Regions from separate parts of the Homo sapiens genome. Here region 2 is linked to region 1. A link is a loop called in an ENCODE intact Hi-C map of the cell type or tissue named here. Cell type or tissue: Calu3. All regions are shown on one strand. Each heading gives the region's core, and the rest is flanking DNA. Links, peaks and the distances in the headings are about the cores only.

Region 1 (6,044 bases), core at 2,158-4,657:
GCATTACATTCTAGACTGTGAACTTCTTGATTGCCATGTTGAAATTGACGTTATTCTCTGGCACGTTATGCTGCCCAGTAGAACTTTCTGTGATACGGGAAAGGCTTTATATCTGAACTGTTCAACATTGTAGACACACACAGCTATGGAACGCTTGAATGAGTAGTACAAGTGAGAAAGTGAATTTTAATTTCATTTAATTTTAATTAATTAAAATTTAAATTTAAGTAGCCACGTGACGCTAGTAGTATCAGTATTAAATAGCAGAGCTCTAGAGACTAGGAAGTCACTATAGGTTTTCAGCAGAGAATAACAAGAGAAAGACAGTATTTTAGGCAGATTAATTTGGCAGATGTGTTTAGGCAAGTCTGGGGGATGAGGGAATGAGAAGTACTCCTGAGATTGTATTGAATTTATGAATGATCTGAAAGAATTGACATTTTTAAAATAAGTCTTTCAGTGATGAACATGATGTATTGCTCCATTTACTGAAGTTTTAAAATATCTCTCAGCAAGGTTTTATAAACTTGTAGCAACATAGTTCATAATAATAAAAATACTAAAGCAACCTACATGTTTATCAGAAATATAATGTGTATAAAAATTATATTTTAGAAAAGGTGAAAGAGCCATAGCTGTATGCAACATGATTAATCATATTGGATAAATGAAGTAAGACACAAAATGATACATATAGTATTACTCCATTCAAAAAAGATACAATAACAGGTGAAACAAAAATGTATTGCTTATATACATAGTAAAACCATACAGAAAAACAAAGAATGGCTTACTATAAAAGTCAAGATGATAGATTCCTTTGCATGGAAGGGATGGGGTTATAACAGGATTATTATTAACCTGATTACTTCTTCATCTGGGTGGTGTTACTGCAGGCATTCACTTTATAACTATGAATTAATCTGTAAATATATGTTATGTACTTCCTAGTTATGTGTGTCACAGTGACCCAAAAAAAAAGAAGTTGAAATAAATGTAAGAAAAAAGTAAAACAAAATTAAAATAATAATAAGGCAGAGATGATAGGTTGCAATCCCTTGTAGCTCTTCCCATTCAAGAGGAAGAATACTCTATTACCCTACCCATTGATTCCAGGCTGGTTTTGTGATTTACTTTGGCCAATGGGACATTAGCAAATGTGACATAAGCAAAGACTTGAAAAAGGTTTTCACATTGGGGTTTGCCTTTTCTTGTTGATTTTGAAACCCAGCTGCCACTTGACAAGGCTTGTCTACTAGGTGTTTGTAGACACATGGCTTGATATTTCTTATCATCTCAGCCAACCATTAGACATGTAAGTGAAGCCGTCTGGGACCACAGCCCCAATTGTCCTACTAGCTGATTGCAGCTGCATGAGGGAATCAAGGTCAGACAAGGGGAGGAACTGCTGACTGAATATTGCCAAATTTCCAAACCACAGAATTGTGAACTAAAAATGAACCTTTTAAGCCACTAAGTTTTGGGTGGCATGCTTTCTGTTATGAATGCAGCAGAATATTTAGATATTCCCAGGTATCAAAAAGAGCACAGTAGTTCAATTGGTCAGTGATTCTGAATCTAAGCATTTTCACAGTAAAGGGGAAAGAGAAAACACACTAAAATGCATAGTTTTCATTTTCTGATCAACATACACCAACAAAAGGCAAGGTACATTTTTTAGGCTGTACAAAGTTATCAGTTTTCTTTAATATTATGCACAATGATGTCAAAGGCTATAGATATCTTGCTTATATATTAAAATCACGGGGTTATGAAAATTTGCTACACGTTGGTTATAATTTGTGCTTCTTGACAATCTTTCATTATCCTATTTCACACATGCATAATTTCGTATGGATGATGAGTCTGCTTTTATTGGTTGGTATCAAAATTTCCAGTATTGAGAAGATTCTGAAAGTAGATGAGCTTGCTAAAGCAAAAGTAATAATAGTTGCAGAACATCTGACTCTGATTAGTAAAGGAAATCTCCCACCTCTCCCCAAAATACCCCACAAAAAATAATAAGACTCAAAATAGATACATGTATTAAAAACAAAAGGAGTGCTAACTTGAGTCAGAGTTCAAAGTTCCAGGTATTTTATCAATTTGCAAAGAATATCATCCCATGTGAAATTAACATTGGCATACACAACTTGATGTCTTAGGAAATAGTATAGCAATTAAAAGAAAGATTAAGATTTTTCAGGGTTATAGACTTTGAATACAAGAAACTCTAGGGGCAGATAGAGGATTTAGAAGAGAAATCTTGCCTGCACGTTCTGTAGCTTTCCTATATTTGCTATTTATTAACTTCCTGAATCCTTTTAAGTGCTTTTCAGTGAAAGACTCAAAAAAGATTGTTCTATAGGATTGTTTTGGGGGTATCCAGAATGAGGGGATAGGAAAGCTGCAGCATCTTGGGAGAGAAAAAGATAGGATCCTGAGGAAATGGGGAGAGTGTGATCTGTGGCAACTGTGGAAAGAAAATAGAAACATTCTGAATATGAGAGGCCTGGGCAAAGGTAACCTTGGGGAGCTTTTCTAGACCTGAAAAGGGAATGTAGGGCTGAGAAGTTGTGTGCAACTCCCTGACATGTTAGAAAACTTCAATGAGAGCCCATAAAATAATTAACCATAAATGCTGAGAAATATGTACACCAGAGTACCTGTATCTTTGCTTTATTCTAGATTCTGAATCAGTCCATAGTCAACAAAAATATCTTTCTCTTTAGTTAGTAAAACTGAGCACACACCCCAGATATTTAGCTACCTTCTGTTTATTTACCTATGAATATGTCACAGGCATCTTTGCATAGTTAAAAAAATCTTACCCTTACCTATTTAAATAATATTTTTATAAGAATCCATATTGTCCCCAATTAATTTCTCTATCACCATTAATAAATTAAAATTATATTTATAAAGACTCCGTGGCGTAAAACTTAGGTACCAGAGAATGGTGTAGGTAGGCCTTCTTTGAAATCTCTTTTTTTCCCCTGCCCCCACTAATGGATTTAAGATGATTAAATTGCAAAAGGCATGACAGAAAGGTGATGTTTTGACAAAATGAGCTGGGTTGTTTGGAAGCAGCCCTGAAGCAGTAGCTTGGAATTGGGGGCCTTATGGATTTCTCCATAATGCAGATAGAACTTCATGATATATTTAAATCCTTTTCCGCAAACATTTCCCTGATTTGTTGCCAAGCCGTCACTGAATTTAGTAATCCAGACAGATTACCATAGGGGTCCTATTTTTAGGGTCCTTCTGTTGCTGTGGCAGTTGCAGCTGATCGGATTATGGTTCTATCCTAGCCATGTGAAATGCTTTGATGCTTCGAGAGAAACCTGCACTCAACTCCCGTAATTACAATGTCAGACTCATAGCTGGAAATTTCACTCTGAATTTATTTTGTAGCTCCATTGTGGCCAATCCATTATTAACTCATGAGATGGCGTGTTGTCTTAGTTTTGCTCTGTGTCTTTCAAACTAGCTCACTATTATGTGTATGTGTGTGTTGGAAGGGAGGGTGGGTGATAGTAAATGCACGCAGTGGGTCACAGAGGACATATATAATCTCTCTGATTCTGAGTGCAAAAAAAAAAAAAAAAAAAAAAAATACACAACCCAGACATTACTCTCTCCTATAAATGGCAATATCTCCATCTAGTGGTGAAAATTACCTTAATTGTCTTTACTGTCAGTTGAGAAAAAGCCACAAATTTGTCTCAGAACGTAATTTGTATTTTACCTTCACAATATAAATGTTTTCCCAAGAAGAATAGATGTTCGTCATATCACATTGGACCCATCCCATGGCCTTTGCAAGGGAAAAAGTAATTCTGTTTACCTCAAAAGAAGTTTGTCTTCCACTGTCACCTGATACCTGGGTACACAGAATTTGTCCATAATTTTTTTCATGGTTTTTTCTTTTGCAAGGTATTGGGAGGGAAGTAGTGACAAAGTGTAATGAAATAACAAGCTGAATGAATTTTATATGGACTTATATTCGATCTAAGAAGTAAATTACTCAGCCAATTTCTCATCTCTCATAAAACTATTTTTTCATCAATGGTATAGCAATTACGCCACAGTAAACTAGTATACATTTTTCACGTATATACAAAGAAATAATATTTTTCTTTGAAAAAATAAAGGCTAAAGCAGAATGTTAAGGTTTTCCCTATTTTATAACTTATTGCAACCTCAATCATAAAAAGCTCTTGCAACATGAAACCAGTTATTTAAGGCTGTCTTTTACGAATGCTCTTGATTGCATTTTCGTTATTGTTAATGCAAGTGGGAAATTGTTTTAACTAATATTCCTACTCATCTCCAATTATACAGCTTGTACTCACACATTTATTTAGGTAAATATAAATATGGAGTCACAAGGTAGAAAAACCAGGAGAGTGAAGGCGGCCTCTGGGCACACAGCAGAGCCCGTTAGATGGCAGCACGCGCACGGTCTCAGCTTGTTTCAAATCCTGCTGCTTGTACTCGGAGCCCCTGAACCCCAGGTTGGTTTGTGTGCCATGGCAGTTTGGTATCTCCAGAGGGACTGAGTCCAGTAACTCGATGCAACAGAGTCCGATCTTTCAATCCAGAATGCCAACTGATTAATGTAAAATTGAACGTATTTTTTTTCTGATATGTTAATATTGGAATGTTACCCAAAGAATCTGATGTCAGGGTATCTAAGAATTTGAACGAGTTTGTGGCCTGGACAAGTGTTTTATCCAGCTTATGTCAAAATCCGGTGACTTTTTTCTGTCCAATACTTTCTTCCCTCCCTCTTTCCCCATCTCCTTCCTTCTCTTCCTCCTCCTCTTTCCTCTTTCCTTTTTCCTTCCATTTTTCTTTTTTCCTGCCTTTTTCTTTTCCTCCTCCTCTTTCCTCTTTCCTTTTTCCTTCCATTTTTCTTTTTTCCTTCCTTTTTCTTTTCCTTCTTTCTTTCCTTCCTTTCTTTTTTTCCTTCTTTCTTTCTATACTCCTTCTTTCCTTTATTCTTTCCATCCTCCCTCTCAGTGCCCTTCCCTGGCTTCTTTCTCTTAATAATAACACTAATAAGATTAATAGCAACAAATAAAAGGGAAAAATATGTTTGTATGTGCCAGTCTCTGTTGTAAGAACTTTACTGAGATTATCTAATTTAATCCTTCTAACCTTAACTATTCTAACCTATGCATACAGTAGGAGTAAACTGAGGGATACTTTCATTAAGTAAATTGTTCAATTTATTAATTCAGAATATATTTTTTGGACACTATGTAATCAGGATGCAACAGTGATCAAATCAGATAGATGTTCTCAAAGAGTCTGCATTCTGGACAGAAAATGAACAGTTTAACAAAAAATATTATGGCTTGTGATAAGTGCTATGAAGCAAATGAAAGGAGTGCCATGATGAGACAAAGATTAGAGCTCTCTTTTTTAATAAGGTAGTACATATGAATTGTACATTTCATATACATATGTACAAATCTAGGTTATAAAGTAACTGTATTCTCAAGATCTGGAGTCTTGCTTATGTGGACAGGTTTTGAGCCTGGCATTTTTAGACTTTTTGGACATTATACTTTTTCTTACACATTGTAGCCTTTATGTTTACATTTTCCTCATCTTTCTTTACTTTATGAAAAGATTAGGCTGCAGTTACCTTAAATAAAATATGGCAATCGTACTTTCTTGAACTACACCCCTATTGAACAATATGGTTCTTCAGTGACATATTCACAGATGATCTCTCACTCACTTGTATAGATGACTAATCTCATCCATTATGTATTAATTTGTACCTTAATTTTAAGTTATGAGGACTTTCCTATATTTCTCCATACCTGACATTTATGTGTCTATGCACACACATTATATTTTAAGAAGAAAAAATTGAGTTTATAAAATGGATTTATAGCCACCTGAGAAAATATACAATGTCAAATATAACCATTTTGCTAATTTTATGTAGTTTAAAATATTTGTTATATTATTTCATTTCAAAAAATTAACGCTTTGGTGCCCCAAATTCACTATCCTCAATTGACATG
Region 2 (4,122 bases), core at 1,623-4,122, 1.2 Mb before region 1:
TTTCATTTGTTTTATTTATTCAAAGTTTACTGCTTTAAATGTTCACTGCACCTAAAAAAATCTTCACAGAAACGTCTAGAATAATGTTTGATCCAGTATCTGGCTACCATGGCCTAATCAAATTGACACATATAATTAACCATCTCATCAAGACTGATTTTATTATCTATTTATTTATTTAGAGACAGGGTCTTGCTCTGTTGCCTGGGCAGATTGTACAATGGCACAATCATAGCTCATTGCAACCTTGGCCCCTTGGCTCATGATCCTCCCACCTGAGCCTTCTGAATAGCCAGGACTACAGGTGCATACCACCAGGCCCAGCTAGTTTTTAAAATTTTTTTCAGAGACAGGGTCTCGCTATATTGCTAGGGCCGGTCTCAAACTCCTGGGCTCAAACGATCCTCCTGCTTTGGCCTGCCAAACTGCTGGGATTACGGGTGCGAGCCACCACACATGGCCCTAAGACTGATTTTAAATTTAATTTTGAGCTTCCTAGTAAGCCTAGGAAAAAAGAGAGATATATCTTTTATGCAGTCTTTTATTAAGACAATTTTCTTAGTAGAGACCGTTTTTCCATACATTAAATTCCAAAATATGGTATGGTTTCTCATATATAATTTTGTATTTTGGACCTTGACTGATATCATAGGCAAGGCTTTTAAGAATTATTGTTTTATAATTAATGGAGAAGCAATTTTGGTATGGCTGTTTCTGGGAAAGGTTCTCTGTAAAATCAATGAAGGTTATTCTCCCTAGGATCCTTAATTGGTGATTTGCTTTTGGGTACATTTCTAACTCCCACACCCCTCTCATGAGTTGGAGCAAATTTATAAATATGTAGCTGCTTTACTTCTTCATGGCTTGACTAAATCAACTTTTTAGATATCTTTGAATTTGGAAAAATGCCATCTCCTGCATCCAATCTGTCACCAAATTCTGTCATTTCTGACTCCAATATTCTTTAAAAACTGTACATTCCACTCCCTGCTGTTGCCAGTGTCTTAGTTTAATCTGTTATTGTTTCTCACATGAACCTAGGCAATAATTTCCAAACTTATCTCTGCTCCTTCTTTGGTCACTTCAAATGCTGTCTTTACACAGACATCAGACGGCCCCTTTTTGGGACACAGTTATCATGCTACTTTTCTGTTTAACAATTATCTTTGATGTCCCAATAAATAAAAAATAGAGTTTCAGCATCTCATGTACCTTAACCTTTGACCATATCAAATTATTTAGAATACTTAGAAAATGCCATCACTTAGAGAGTTCTGCCTCTGCAGATTGCTGTTTCCTCTGCTTGGAGTACTCTGTCCTCCCAACTAGCCTAGACAAATCCCAGTCATTCTTTAAGACTCAACTTAAAGGCCATCTCCTTTGTCAGACCTTCCCTGACACATGTAAGCAAGAAGTCACACTCCTTCCTCCTTCCCCCAGATCAACTTTAACATTTGAGTTACATCTCCTTGGGTGTCAGGGTCTGAAATTAAGGCATAAAGTGGAAATCACAAATAGTTATATCACCCTTGAAAATACCTTAAATAGCCCATCAAATAGAACATGTTAAGTCTACATTGATGCCACATTGAGACTGACATACTATTGCTCCGTGAGTCCTACATAGAGCATGCTTCCCTCAGATATTGGGACCAGTTTGCGCTTTCATGAATTAAGCACACGTAAAGCAGTTGGATTATGTGTAGTTTATGTTTCGTGGTTATATATAATAAAGACACATAGTGTCTTTAAAACTAGACACGTACTCAGTGCTCCACACTGAGAGGTACATGCATGAGGAGCTAAGGCTGAGAACCACTGACCGCCATCTTCTGTCACACGCATGCGGTAGGGTGTATGCTCACTGAAAGGAACAGTGTGGGGAATTAGCTGCACATTTAAACTGTTTCTTTCTGTTTTCTCTCCCTCTCTCTTGTGCCATACTCAGGAGTTTAGTACAAACACAACAAATGATTATACTCTATGGTGCATAACTTAATTCTAGTCTATTAACCTAGCTAGGACACTCACATTGTGATACAAATTTTCGTTTGATGCTCAGGAATCCCCAGGCCATCAGAGTAGAAAGCTCCATGAATACAGACCTATATTTTTATATCTATTTCCTTTCCTCATACATTATTAGGACTTTAGTGGTCATTTCATGAATCAGTTGATAGAAGGCAAAGGACAAGGCATTGAAATTTCCTTCAGCTTTCACTGGGAACTTTCAGTATGATGAGAGGGAAATTTAACATGTCTGGTCATTTGTGACAAGGTTCTGCATAGGAATAAAAATAGTCTATTTGATAGGCTTGTGAAAGATAATATAGGACAGATAAAATACCGCATAAATGCTAAATAATAAAGTGACAAGCACAGTATGTCAGGGGACGCATAGTAATGCAACTATGTCTGTAAAACATTTACTGTATTTTGTCTCTGAAATGTACAACAACAACAACCCACCAAATGGCGGCATCTGTGCTTATTTCCTCCCTGGTCCTCGATATTTGGAATCCTTTCAATGTTCAATGCCCAAAAATGCAATAAATATTTTTACTTTGGTACATCTATATTTTAACACTGGAGTTGGTACCAGCCAGGATTGTGGGGTTACTCACATCATGTGACTCTCCTCCCACCATTCAATGTGTTTACAAGTGAAAACTGATAAAATGAGCATCGAAGGCAGCCTGGGAGGGAGAATGAATGGGAGAAGGCATTGCAGAATGCATACTGAGGGCTAAGTGTGGAAGGCCCAAGAAGGGGGTGGGTACTGTTTATAGGCAATCTTATTAGAAGTGGTGGGAGGAGCAGAAAGTGGGAGAGTAGGTATGTACAAGCTCTGATCTCTTTGAGCACCAGGTGGCACTACTGCCTTCTCTCTTGGCTGCTGCCTACCTGTGTCAGGGGAATTCCAGAAACAGATTTTGTAGGAAAGGCTAGAAGATTAAGAACCTATATGGGTCAAGAGAGAAATGGGTAGACAATACAGAGATCAGAATGTTTCTTATTGATCAAATCCTAGGAATGACTGTAATCACGGCACTCTGCCAATTTTTAGCATTTCACCAGCCATCAAGGGACATGATTTGATATTGTTAAACAAATTTATGAATAAGAGACATTGTTTAGCTTAGGGTATTACTAGCTAGTAAATGTATTAGTAAGTTGCCAAGTTCCTAGAGGCAGAGAAATGTGTAGGAAACCAACCAACCAACCAGCCAAACTAAACCAAAACAAAATCAATCACTACAAGTTACTTAACACATATGTAACAGTAGATTGGAGGGTATGTATCTGCTTGTTGTATCAAGAAGATTCCTTCTCTTAGGCAGTAGGTGGTTTTTTGAGTAGTCAGTTTCTGTGAATGGGATAACTGATCTAATTCCCCTTTTCTTACTTGCTATTAGTAAGTTTAGAAGTAAATATGGGAGCCATTTGTAGCCGGTATAACATTTTGCAAGATTGTAAACACATTTTAGCCGCATCCCCAGGCTTTACCTTTCATCTTGCTTCTACATCTCACACAATATTTTACATTATATTTCACTTTCACTTTTAATTTGTTATATTGTATATGTTTATATGCTCTGGAAAGAGCATATCCTAAGTTTATATGCTTATATCCTAAGTTTACATGCTCCGGAAAGCTCCTCTAAATACTTTCTGAAATAAGGAAAGGAAGACATATAATTAATTATGTAATTATAACAAATTTCCATTGGATGTACATTGCTAAATACCAAGAATCAATAGAATTGCTCCTTCCCTCAAGAAGTTTACAACCAAATAATGGACTTACTAGAAAATGTGCACTAAATAAAAATTTTTTTCTTAAAAATATAAGTTTTTGGAGTAGAGATATCTAAGAGTAAACACAAGGGAAAAAGGGATACTTGATTCCATGATTAACTTCGTATTTCTACTGTTGGCTTTGCATGGCCTCAGGCAAGATGTGTAACTGTCTCCGGCATCAATTTTTCAATAGTAAAAGGCAGATTCACCTCGGGACAAACACTTGGATAGGCTACAGTGATGAAAGGCATGGTGTGCTGTAACATTTGACTATTGCTATGTAACATTTGATTATAATCTCACTCTCAGCAAAACTAGTAG

Evidence for each region. Peaks named below come from ENCODE experiments on the same cell type or tissue, not always from the same donor. Only the 100,000 strongest peaks of a DNase experiment are listed, where the experiment ranks them.
Region 2: a loop joins it to region 1, with 7 times the contacts of the local background. A loop is called at or near these places in 9 of 110 quality-filtered maps.

The regions. Positions count from the first base shown.
Region 1 is chr9:73,198,500-73,204,543 of GRCh38, reverse strand. No RefSeq gene overlaps it. Among named protein-coding and RNA genes, the nearest start is that of ANXA1, 50 kb to the right of the region's middle. In Calu3, for the core only: a CTCF peak has its summit at 3,692 (motif pointing left); a DNase peak (open chromatin) is centred at 4,453.
Region 2 is chr9:74,378,651-74,382,772 of GRCh38, reverse strand. All of the region lies in intron 2 of LOC101927358 (a long non-coding RNA gene), which reads right to left. Among named protein-coding and RNA genes, the nearest start is that of RORB, 120 kb to the left of the region's middle. In Calu3, for the core only: no CTCF peak of the experiment used is centred there; a DNase peak (open chromatin) is centred at 2,882.